Regions from separate parts of the Homo sapiens genome. Here regions 2 and 3 are each linked to region 1. The links are chromatin contacts, found by Hi-C or POLR2A ChIA-PET in ENCODE. All regions are on one chromosome and are shown on one strand. Each heading gives the region's core, a stretch centred on a gene start or an enhancer-like site at or near the end of the contact. The rest is flanking DNA. Distances are from core to core; before and after follow the strand shown.

Region 1 (3,918 bases), core at 573-3,072:
TTGCTTGGTTGCTTATGCTTTTTGAAGGGAGGCCCCCTGGTCTTCCTTGATTCTCCATGGTGCGGAGCTCGGCCTTGCTAGGTACTCTGTCAACACAGGTTGAATGAACATGAGTAGTGGTGAGTAGCGGGAGGGCAGGCCTTCACTCTTGGTGTGTATAGAGCAGGAACCTGAGTTCACATCGTGATGGGATGTCCATCCCCAGGAATGGCCTGGGGGTGTTGGTGAAAGATCCCTGACCTGGGGATGTGGTGAGGGGGAGGATTGCTAGAATGTTGAGAGATAGTCTTTGGATGGGAGTTGGTAATTATTATGGGATGCTGTAGGGTGAATTAGACTTCATGTAAATGTTTCATCTGTCAGCTTGGTATTTTGGTTGGTTGGTGTTCCTCAAAACTTAGGAGCTGGAGGTAAGCATCTGGAAAATACCTAGATTTTGGTGGGACTGGGTGGGGCCCTAGGTGGGCTCCCAGCCCCCGAGTGTCTGGAAATGATGGTATGAGGGAAGCTGGGGTCCCAGACATCAGGAGGCTTTTTGCCAGGATACTACTTTGGCCCAGAAAGGGATTAAGGTGTGTGCAAGTGGGGGCGGGGACAAGGAAGCGTGGGTAGCCTGCCTGGCCCTCCCTGCTCTGGGTGTTAGAATAGACTGACAGCGCCTGGAGATGGGGGTGGGAAGAATATGAATATTATGGGATGCCTGGCTCGAAGGGTATAGGGGTGGTAGAGTGGAGATGAAGCATTATGGGATGTGACACTGGGTTGTGTTGGGAGTATTATGGTATGTTTGGTTGACCACGGGCTCCTTGCAATTATTATGGGATGTCAGGATGTGGGTAGGAGAGTAAAATTATTATGGGATAGCTTTCCAGTGTTAGAGGAAAAGAGATTAGATGTCCATCTGTGGGGCGACAGTAGGGCTGTTGATCATTATGGGTTATCTTTTTGATAGAGGAGGGGTACTTACTATAGGCTGTGGAGCTAGAAGAGGGAAGGCTGGGGGTGATGTGAGCCTCTAGACCCTGGCCTGCAGGGACTGAGGGCAGCTCTAGGGGGTTAGTTATTATGGGATGTCAGTATAGAAAGTGGGAGACTGATTATTACGGGATGTGTGTGGGAGGAGGCCGAGTGTCCGTTGTTGTAGTATGGGGGGGGGTGAGTTTCTGACTATTATGGGATATCAAACTGGGGGTGGATGAAGGATGGTTATTATGGGATGTCTGTGGGGGATGGGGCTGAATATTATGGGATATGAGGCATAAGTGCTGCGAGGGGTGCTTATTATGGGATGGCCATGGGGAGGGAGGGGTGATGAATTATTATGGGATGTTAGCATTAGGTCCAAGAGTGAAGAAGAAGTTGGCAAAGGATGTCTATTATGGGATGTCTAAGAGGGTTAGTTGCAAAAGGTCTGCAATATTTTGAGATGTCAGCAGTCTCTGGCATATGTGTATGAAATGTGGGGGGGCAGGGTGTGTGTGTGTTGTGTGTGTGTGTGTGTGTGTGTGTGTGTGTGTGTGTGTGTGTGTTGGGGGGGGGGGTGTCCGTGTGTATTATGGGATGGCCAGGAGGTGGGCGGTTGCCCAGGTGACGCGCGCGCGCCCGCTGCGAAGGGGGCGTGGCCAGTGGTTGCCTGAGCGACGAGGGGGCGGGGGTTGCCCGGGAGACCTGGGGAGGAGGGTGGCGGTAGTGGAAGGGGGGGGTTGGAGTTGGTTGAGGTTATTATGGGCTGTCCGTGGGGGGGCGGGGCCTGTGCGGTGGGATTTCCCGGCCGGTGTTTCAGGCCCTTTAAGAGGCGACGCTGGAGCCGGAGCCATTTTCCCCCCTTCGGCCGCGGCGAGGAGGAGCCGGAGCGGGAGTGACACCGAGCCGGACCCAGCGCGACCTGCGGCGGCTCCGGGGTGAGGAGAGCGCGGGGTTCCCAAAGAGACGCCCCTCACGGCCCTACCAGCCCCGAGGGTCATCCCGTCACCCGCCCCTTCCTCAGGCGTCTCCGGACCCGCGGACCGCCCCTTGCCCAGAGGAGCCGACCCTTCCTTTCCTGGCCCTGCAGGGCGCCCGGCCTCCTCCCCAGCCCCCGCCCTAACCCTGCCGGAGTCTTGCTCCCCGCGACCCCCCGCCTCCGGCTTGGTCTCCCACAATGCCCGGCGCCCACCCCCTCGCCCTTTGATCACTTGCCCCCCGGGACACGTGGCCCGGCCCCCTTCCCGGTGGGACGCTTTCGCCCCCCGCGTCCCTGCCTCCGGCCCCCCGCAGCGCCCGAGCCTCCACGCCCCCTCGTCCCCGCAGCTCTTGAGGAGAACCTGAGTTGTCCCAGAGGACAGCCTTTGGAGAGCTGCCCTGTCTGGGGACTGGCCCCTCCCCGGGCGCAGGGAGGCGCCCCCCCACCCCCAAGTGACCTTGTGTCCCCGAGCGCCTCGCCGCCTGCGGCCTCCCCTGGCCCCCCCGCGCCGCTGCCACTCGGACCCCCTCCCCCGTCACACCCCGCTCGGTCCAGCCCCGCGTCTCCCCTCCCCGCGCTTGCACCAGCCTGCCCTCGGAGGCGTCGCTCCCTCGCTCCGTGGGGGCGCCTGCCGGGGAGCCGGCTTCCGGGCTGCCCCCGAGGAGTGTGGAACTAAGTTCAGCCTGAGCGGTTCGGGTGCCCTGCTAGGGTGGCTGGGGTGGGGGGCGGAAAGAGCGGGTGGGTGTGGGGGAGGGGGACAGTGCGCGTCACTGACTGTTCTGTGTTTCTCCCCCCTCCCCCGCACAGTGACTCGGGCCAGTGTAGAGGTCCTCAGGCCGCCGGCAGGAGCAGCTGGGCCAATTCCCTGGCCGGGAGCGGAAGGGGATGGCGTCGGGCCTGGGCTCCCCGTCCCCCTGCTCGGCGGGCAGTGAGGAGGAGGATATGGATGCACTTTTGAACAACAGCCTGCCCCCACCCCACCCAGGTAACATCTTCCCCAAGGGCCCATGGCGGGAAGGAGACATCTGGGGCTCTCCCGAGTGACTCCTCTGGTGAGGCAGGGCTGTGTTGCTCCGCTGTCTCTGTGCAGAGCCGGAGGTGGAGGGTATCCGAAGGGAGTGGTTCCCTTCTGCGGAGCTCTGGTGTGAGGGGGGTGGAAGCCATGTGCCTCCTGGGCACGGAGATGCCAGCTTGCTGCACTCTGTCTTGAGGAATGCTCTGCAGTTCCCAGTTGAGGGAGCTCTCTGGGCTGGCAGGCATTACCTGGTATGTGGGTCCTCGGAGGAATGCAGGTAGCTGGGACCCCTGGAGGCTTGTGGTGGTGGTGGTGGAGGGGGGCGTTGAGGATTCTGTTTGAAAGACCAGCCGGGCATCTGTGCTAGTAGGATCCTGTGGTTGCTGCTGTGGAAAGGAAAGAGGGAGTGCTGGTTACACTCTATCTGATTATTTTTAGCTTCTGATCGGTTACCGGTTTTCTGTGCTGTCTGAACTGTGTGAAGTTTGAATCGCGCTCCTCAGCAGGATCTGGAGTGCTTAAAGCAGCCAGGCAGATTGCTGGAATGTTTTGAGTGGGGAAGTGATGGGGGCTCGGGGAGGATGTAATAGCCTAGTGAAGAGGGGCAAAAGAAGGGAGGGCACTCCTCCTCCTGGTGAGTGGACATAGTTTTGGCTTTTTTCCTAGTGGCTTCTGTCTCTATGAGGTAGCCTGCGGTTTAGGCTGGCAGTGTGAAGTGTCTGTGTAGGTGTGCTAGGGGTTACGCTATCTGTGTTTTGGGGTGGCTTCATGAACTGGCCAAACCCGTATGGTTGTAACCACCCTGTCTGATTGGGGGAACTGTTGTCTATCCTCAAATGATGGTTGATGTCATGCCCCTAAGCAGATGTCTTTCTCTTCTGTGTCCTTTTTCAGAGCCCCTAGCTGTGTCACCTACTCATCTCCTTGACCTTCATGTTTTCTAGTTTAATTTTTTTTTCTA
Region 2 (3,918 bases), core at 956-3,455, 230 kb after region 1:
TGAGCTGGCAAATAGAAAAGGCAGGGAGGTGCTTTTCAGAACCTTTGAGATCAAACAGCCAGGGTGCTGAGCACCTTATTGCAGGGAGGACCATGCCCAATGTAAGGACCTGGCTCAAGGGAGACTGGAGTTTCTAGGGGTCTCTGGGATATGTGGGGCAGTGGGGACAGTGCAGAGACCTTTTCACAGAGCCAAGGAGATAACCCAGCACCCAGAGAGCAGACGAATCCACGGGCTCTGTGTGGGAGTGAGGGAGGCCTTCCCGGCTTTCACATCCAGGTGCACCTGAGCCCCGATCCCCCATGAGTCTGTCTCAGGAAGTAAATGGCAAAAGCGCTAAGTAGATAGCCCCAGAGGAGGAGGAGAATTCTGAATTCTGTTTATAGCTCTGCTCCTATTTTGTTTTCTAACCTCAGAAAACTGATTTATCCTTGGGAAGGGTCAGTTTCTTCATTAGGACAATGAAGAAAAATCCAGCTGTCCCTTCCAAGGGGAGGTATCATGAGCAGTATCAAGGTAAGCAAGGGAACCTGGTTTGGAATCCTGGTTGACACCGGCTTTCACTTTAAGAAGTCGCAAGAGACTGCCGCAAGAGAGGAAGCCACAGACCAGGTTGGACCCTGAGCCTGGAGTACTGCCTTTTCTCTTCTTTGCCTGCTAAACTCCTTGCTTGTCAAGATTCAGCAGAGATGACACCTTCTCTGGGAAGGCTTCCTGAGTCTCCTGCAGTGAGCCCCTAGGCTCCCCTAGCCCTTGGCTCTTATGTCTTATCTCTGAGAAATCTGAGATCTGCACTTTTGTTAGAAGTCCGTTTTAAAGACAATCTTTTAAAGTGTACAAATAGAAACCTTATCTTATTGTATTGCAGGCCTATCTCCTCCCCCGGTGTGTATCAATGCTCAGGCTGGGCCTTTGTCTGCTGGCTTGTGGAGGGAGGCAGGACAAGCCAGTGACCACATTCCTGCACTCTGGGCTGCCTCCTGTGGGGCCCGTGAGGAAGCGGCAGCCTTCCCTGCCGCGTGCAGGGCCTGGGTTGTGTGGGTGGCTCTCCCGAGTCTCCTCCAGCCCTTTTTGGGTCTGATTCTCTGACCCTCCTCTCTCTCCTTGCTCACCACTTGGCACTCCACTCCTTATCCTTTTGCTGCATTAAGTTTGGAAAGAGATTTTGGAGAAAATATAGCCCATCAACGAATTTCTCCTCCTCCCAGGGCCTGTCTAGGCGTGTGCCATGCCCACCCTCTTCCTTTCCAGCGCTGGCCACATCCTCCCTGCACCTTCAGTGCCTGCTTTCCCTGCCTCTTCCTGGGCTCCGGGTCTGTGTCCACAGTGTCCTGCGTGGCCCTCGCGCTGCCTCTGGTTGCCCACATTCCTGCAACTCTGTGACCACAGCAGGGGCGATTACACATTCCTGGCCTGGCAGCCAACAGTGTAAAAAAGAACAGAATGTCCTAGGGCCCCGCCTAGCCCCCAGCTTCACCTGGGCCCCTCCCGGGTCTGGACAAGGTTGGAGGGGGTGGCGAGGAATCAGCAGGAAAGAGGAGGGACCAGGAGGAGGCAGACGCATCCCACCTGAGTGCGCTGCTCCCACTTAGTGAGCGGGGAGGAGACCTGCAGAGACCTCTTCTCTCTTCTCTGCAGGGCCTGAGGGTGAGGCTGACCTGTGGGTGCCCTTGGAGGGCTGCCCACTTGCTGAGCCTCTAGCTCCTGGAAGCACACTTGGGACTCCCCCCTTGCTCTCCTTCCTGGAGACAGACTCCCTTTGGTGCTGGCTCCTTCTATTTGCCCCCACCACTGCCCCCCACCTGCCTCTACTCACTCAGTGCCCCTCCTCCATCCCTATCTCTCTGTCCTTCGCTGTCCCTCTCTATTGTCTCCCTCTTTCTGCCCTCCTGTCCTCCCGGTTCCCCACCCAGGCCCTCTCAGCCTGGCTGGCCCCTTCTCCTTGTGTTGCCCTCCTAGCTGTGGGCTCAGGATCCTTCTACTTGTTCAGATCTTTGCCCCTCACCTGCCATCCTGTCCCCCAGCCTCCTTGCCTGTCTGCGTCTAAAGCCCCTGCCCAGAGTCCGCCTTCTCAGGTCCAGTACTCCCAGTTCACCTGCCCTCGGGAGCCCTCCTTCCTTCGGAAAACTCCCGGCTCTGACTCCTCCTCAGCCCCTCCCCCCGCCCTGCTCACCTTTAATTGAGATGCTAATGAGATTCCTGTCGCTTCCATCCCTGGCCGGCCAGCGGGCGGGCTCCCCAGCCAGGCCGCTGCACCTGTCAGGTGAGGGGGAGGAGAGGTTTGGCTGCCAGATTCAACTGGAAAGGAACCAGTCCCAGTCCAGCCGCAACCTGGGAGTGGGAAGCTGGAGGCAGCCCAGACCTCCTGGAGCCCTGCAGTCCTGGGGCAGAGACAGAATCAGGACACAGCTCGAGGTCAGGGCCAGAGGCTGGAGCTGAGGGCCTAGAGTGAGAGGGGGCAAGGCAAGGGGGGGAGAGGAAGAGAGGCAGGATTAGAGAGAGGAGGCAGGCCAGAAAGAGGAGAGCAGGAGAGACCCAAAGAGAAACAGAAGGCAGATAGAGAGGGAGTGAGAGGCAGGAGCTGAGACACAGATCCTGGAGGAAGAAGACCAAAGGAAGGGGGCAGAGACAGAAAGGGAGGTGCTAGGACAAAACTCGAAAGGTGGCCCTATCAGGGAAGCAGAGGAGAGGCCGTTCTAGGGAAGCCCAGCTCCGGCACTTTTGGCCCCAACTCCCGCAGGTCTGCTGGCTCCAGGAAAGGTGGAGGAGGGAGGGAGGAGTGGGAGAATGTGGGCGCAGGGTGGGACATGGGCATGGCCAGGGGCAGCCTCACTCGGGTTCCAGGGGTGATGGGAGAGGGCACTCAGGGCCCAGAGCTCAGCCTTGACCCTGACCCTTGCTCTCCCCAATCCACTCCGGGGCTCATGAAGGGGAACAAGCTGGAGGAGCAGGACCCTAGACCTCTGCAGCCCATACCAGGTCTCATGGAGGGGAACAAGCTGGAGGAGCAGGACTCTAGCCCTCCACAGTCCACTCCAGGGCTCATGAAGGGGAACAAGCGTGAGGAGCAGGGGCTGGGCCCCGAACCTGCGGCGCCCCAGCAGCCCACGGCGGAGGAGGAGGCCCTGATCGAGTTCCACCGCTCCTACCGAGAGCTCTTCGAGTTCTTCTGCAACAACACCACCATCCACGGCGCCATCCGCCTGGTGTGCTCCCAGCACAACCGCATGAAGACGGCCTTCTGGGCAGTGCTGTGGCTCTGCACCTTTGGCATGATGTACTGGCAATTCGGCCTGCTTTTCGGAGAGTACTTCAGCTACCCCGTCAGCCTCAACATCAACCTCAACTCGGACAAGCTCGTCTTCCCCGCAGTGACCATCTGCACCCTCAATCCCTACAGGTCGGTTAGTCCCTCTGCCCCTTCCCTGGTGCCTGCGCCTGGAAGGGTGGTCCAGGGTGCTGAGGTGCTCACTGGGCAGGCAGAGCCTCAGACCTGAGGGTGGGAACTGACACCCCTGTCCCAGGTAGAGCTCACTGCTGGCAAAATGAGGAGCCTCCAGCTTACTGGACTGGCGTCCCTGCCCAGTGGAGCCATCCTAGCACCCCAGGCTCACCCAGAGTGTGGTTGTTGGAGCAGCATTGCCCTCCCCTGCCCTCTCTTCTCCTTCCCTCCCATTCCCTTCTCCCTCCTGCAAGTGGGAGGGAGTGCTTGCAAAAGGGCAGGGGTGTGCTCAGCTGCATCCCTTTTCTGGAGCAAGATGCCAGCAAAGTATAAGACCTCGTCCACCTCAGCAGGAGAGTCTGATGGAGGGGTGAGGCTAGGTGAGGGGAGGCGAGACCGTGCAGGTGCTGTGGAGGTGGTGCTGTCAGTCTTTGTTTAGAAGGGGAATTTATTATGGAGAAAGCAAAGAGGGGGAT
Region 3 (3,918 bases), core at 649-3,148, 180 kb after region 1:
TGACCTCAGGTGATCCGCCTGCCTTGGCCTCCCAAAATGTGGGAATTACAGATGTGAGCCACCGCACCTGGCCAATGTATGCCTAAGTATTTATTCTTTTTGATGCTATTGTAAATTGAGTTGTTTTTCCTAATTTCATTTTTTTTTTTTTTTGAGATGGAGTTTCGCTCTTGTTGCCCAGGCTGGAGTGCAATGGCGCAGTCTCGGCTCATTGCAATCTCCACCTCCTGGGTTCAAGTGATTCTCCTGCCTCAGCCTCCTGAATAGCTGGGATTACAGGCATGCGCCACACATGCCCAGCTAATTTTGTGTTTTTAGTAGAGACTGGGTTTTACCATCATGGTTAGGCTGGTCTCAAACTCCTGACCTCAGGTGATCCCGCCTGCCTCGGCCTCCCAAAGTGCTAGGATTACAAGCATGAGCCACTGTGCCCGGCCCCTAATTTCAATTTCATTTTCTTTCTTTCTTTTTTTCTTCTTCTTTTTTTTTTTTTAGACAGTGTCTCGCTCTGTCACCCAGACTGAGTGGGGAGTGCAGTGGTGCAACCTCGGCTCACTGCAGCCTGCACTTCCCGGGTTCAAGTGATCCTCCCACTTCAGCCTCCCGAGTAGCTGGGACTACAGGTGCATGCCATCATGCCTGTCTACTTTTTGTATTTTTTTGAAGACATGTGGTTTTGCCATGTTGCCCAGGCTGGTCTGGAACTCCTGGGCTCAAGTGATCCACCCGCCTTGGACTCTCAAAATGATTACAGGTGTGAGCCACTGCGCCCAGCCCCGAATTTCATTTTCAAGTTGCTCTTTGCCCATGTAGCAGTTGACATTTGAAGAAGGCAGTTGTTTTCTCCAGAGTTGGAAGGTGGCACCTTGAGGTGTAGGCGTGTTGCTATGACACCCTGTGGGCCGTTGCTGGGGCTCTCTTGTGACTTTTCTGAAGTCACGGATGGAGAGTTTGACTCTGTGACACAAAGGGAAACATGTCTGACTAATCTTTCCCACACTCCCTTTGCCTCTGATGGCTCCCTCGGCTAGGAGAGGAGAGGAAGAGAGTGGGTTGGTGGGGCCTCACCCTTTATTACAGGTGCTTCCTCTGACCCTTCTCTTCTGCAGGATTTTTGGGGCAGCTACTGAAGGGACAGGCACTCCCAAAGGGCAAGGGCTGTGGCAGCCTTCTCTTTTACCCATAAGTTGGCCAGAATTGATGCTGTCTACTTGTTTTTTTTGTTTGTTTGTTTTGTTTTGTTTTTTGGGAGATGGAGCCTCCCTCTGTCACCCAGGCTGGAGTTCTCTCACCCAGGCTGGAGTGCAGTGGCGCGATCTTGGCTCACTGCAACTTCTGCCTCAGCCTTGGGTTCGGGTTCAAACAATTCTCATGCCTCAGCCTCCCAAGTAGCTGGGACCCCAGGCACACACCATCATCCCTGCTTAATTGTTTTGTATTTTTAGTAGAGATGGGGTTTCGCCGTGTTGGCCAGGCTGGTCTTGAACTCCTGGTCTCAAGTTATCTGCCCACCTCGGTCTTTCATTGTGCTAGGATTACAGGTGTGAGCCACCGCACCCGGCCTGATGCTCCCTACTTTGATGTGCATAGAGGAATGTTGCAGGCCACAGGCATAGGCAGGGTCCTGGTGGCTGGTGATGTCAGAGAAGCCTGGGGGGGAAGTCCAAGGATCAATCAGCTGGTGAAAATCTGAAGGAGCGGAGGATGATTCGAGTAAATCTGTGCTGCTTGGCCTGCGTCCAAGGCCGTCTCTCTGCTCAGTCACTTGCTGGCTGCCCAGTTGCTCAGGCTCCGTGGGTTTGTTTCCACTGTCACATGGGGATGCAGATGCTGGCCTCGGAGGGCGGGTGTGAGCAGCCATGTTTGGTAACTCGGGTGAATGCCCTGCTAGGACTTGATGCAGAAGAGGTGCCAGTCAGTGTTCACTGGAGTATGACTTGATCACCAGCAACTTCCTTCTTGACTGGGATAGGGCAACATGAGAGCTGAGAGTTCCTTAAGTGGGGCCGTGCTCAGAATGGAAGGGAAAGAGTGAAGAAATCTACTAGGAAGAGGTGTATGGGAGGCGTATGCGACAAATCTCACCTTTATGAGAGCTCAGCTAGTCAGTGGGAGCTTTAGGTTGAACGGTGTGGGTGCTTCTAGGGCTGAGGAGACCCCATCATATTTTCACGCCAAAGGAATGGGGTGGGCCGGATGGGGAGAGCTGCAAGAAGCAGGATGTTGCAAGTTTGTGTGGTTTGTTTGTTTCTTTTGTTTTGTGAGACAGGGTCTGGCTCTGTTGCCCAGGCTAGAGTGTAGTGGTGTGATCACGGCTCACTGTAGCCTCGAACTCCTCGCCTCAAGCAGTCCTCCCACCTCAGCCTCCCGAGTAGCTGGAACTACAGGCGCACGCCATGAAGCCCAGCTAGTTTTTGCATTTTTACTAGGGACAGGGTTTCACCAGGTTGTCCAGGCTGGTCTTGAACTCCTGGGCTCAAAGCGATCTGCCCGCCTCAGTCTTCCAAAGTGCTAGGATTACAGGCATGAGCCACCATGCCCGGCAATTATACATTTTAAATATTAATATAATAATGAGGCTAATCTATAATACTTCTATGTCAAATTGTTTAAAATTTTTTTAATTTTTTTTTCTGTAGTTTCATGCATTTCCTATTTAAGTATTAATATATGTCAGATTCTTTTAAGCATTACAAAAACTTTAAGTACCAAATGCATGCAGTGGTTAAAACCTGTTTGAAACTTAGCATGAGTTTGATTTGCTTCATCACTTTTGATTTTTATCAGTTAAGGTTTGACCAGAGAGTCAAAACCACTATGAGTGTTATGGAATAAGGAACTTATTTTAGAGATTAGACCTTAATCAATCATGGCAGCTGGGGAAGGAGTCTTTGGAGGCCTCCGTATCTGTGGTGGACCTGAGGTCACTATGGGTCAGTTGGGAGAAGCACTGGATGTGAAGTGGGGGCAGGGCAAAGGCCATCCGGAGCCTGCGTCTGTGCCTCACCACCACCCACCCCGATGGTATGGGTGTCTGCAGAAGGACCTAGCACTCCTTGCCACGGAGTTGCACTTGTGTGGCCAAGAATTAGAGAAGCTGAAGGAGGCGATCTGACGGGAGCTGGAAGAGCTGCCAGTCTGGCTGCCATCCGTGCAGACAAGGTGAGCCAGCAGATGACTGTCACCCCATGCTGGCCTCAGAGCACGACGGCCGCTCCTATTCTGTTTTCCTACCTCTCAAATCTTACATTTCTCTTGTGGCCAACCCTCACCCAGAACCATACAGGGATTAATTTCCAAGAAATATGGTTTCGTCTTAGCTAAGTTGAGAGGGTAAAAGCCATCATAAAGATTGATTCCAAACCTTCTTGGGGTTAAAAGAACACTCGTCCCCAAGGGGAACGGTTTTACTCAAGTGGGCAGTGTATGACCGTGATCTGTGATTACCGTCTCAGGAAGGCTAACCTTATTTATTTGCCAGATTTGAGGCTAGGAAGCCAGACTTGGGCCTGCGTACATCTATATAGTTCTCAGTTTAGTACAATGTTCCCTTAAATGTTTCAAACTACATTATAAATTTAATAGTTCTGAGTTTGTCTAAGTCTATACCCTTTTTAAAAATTAAAAAAATTTTTTCGCATTGACAACTAATCAAAAGAAGAGTCCATATGCTTCTGATGGGTTTAGATTTGCAACCTGCCTCCTGGGTCCAAATCGTACCCCCACTAGAGTATCTGGAAGTCTGGAATCTCCACCCTCAAGCTGCAGCCCTTCTTGGTGCCTCTTCCTTTTGGCCTGGCTACTGGATCCTTTCCTTATTCTTTCTGTCCGAGTAGGTCACCACTCCATAGCCATATGCATACCTCTGCAGGGCTCTGCTCACAACCCTGAAGTCATGCTCATGCCTGTGAGCACTGG

What was found. A loop is a pair of places that touch in the nucleus more often than their neighbours do. ChIA-PET counts read pairs that join two places held with the same protein, here RNA polymerase II (POLR2A). Pooled maps may share reads with other maps.
Region 2: a loop to region 1 is called in a pooled map, with 11 times the contacts of the local background. The contact joins the promoter of SCNN1A here to the promoter of CHD4 in region 1. A Hi-C loop is called at or near these places in 2 of 50 pooled maps. POLR2A ChIA-PET finds 5 or more read pairs at or near these places in 3 of 52 experiments (A549, H1 and WTC11).
Region 3: a map of B cell shows a loop between it and region 1 (22-fold over the local background). The contact joins the enhancer-like site here to the promoter of CHD4 in region 1. A Hi-C loop is called at or near these places in 2 of 168 maps with a recorded cell type or tissue (B cell and mammary epithelial cell), 13 of 37 single-sample maps with no recorded cell type and 14 of 50 pooled maps. POLR2A ChIA-PET finds 5 or more read pairs at or near these places in 5 of 52 experiments (B cell, GM12878, H1 and 2 more).

The regions. Positions count from the first base shown.
Region 1 is chr12:6,605,283-6,609,200 of GRCh38, reverse strand. CHD4 (chromodomain helicase DNA binding protein 4) reads left to right here and starts at 1,822. Exons shown (of 40, transcript NM_001273.5): 1 at 1,822-1,901; 2 at 2,750-2,927. The coding sequence starts at 2,828. It overlaps LOC124902867 (a long non-coding RNA gene), which reads right to left and starts at 3,315. Exons shown (of 2, transcript XR_007063193.1): 1 at 3,206-3,315; 2 at 1-86. RefSeq lists enhancers at 1,202-1,351, 3,092-3,251 and silencers at 1,942-2,041, 2,452-2,511, 2,692-2,741.
Region 2 is chr12:6,373,850-6,377,767 of GRCh38, reverse strand. It overlaps SCNN1A (sodium channel epithelial 1 subunit alpha), which reads left to right and starts at 2,205. Exons shown (of 13, transcript NM_001038.6): 1 at 2,205-2,263; 2 at 2,931-3,400. The coding sequence starts at 2,985. It also overlaps a transcript of LTBR not described here. RefSeq lists enhancers at 773-1,377, 3,194-3,798.
Region 3 is chr12:6,424,116-6,428,033 of GRCh38, reverse strand. No RefSeq gene overlaps it. Among named protein-coding and RNA genes, the nearest start is that of CD27, 19 kb to the left of the region's middle. RefSeq lists enhancers at 817-1,056, 1,097-1,206. Within about 2 kb of position 1,898, at least 13 of the 41 ENCODE cell types and tissues checked have a DNase peak (open chromatin) inside an H3K27ac peak, as active enhancers do; they include B cell and GM12878, where a contact is called at or near this core.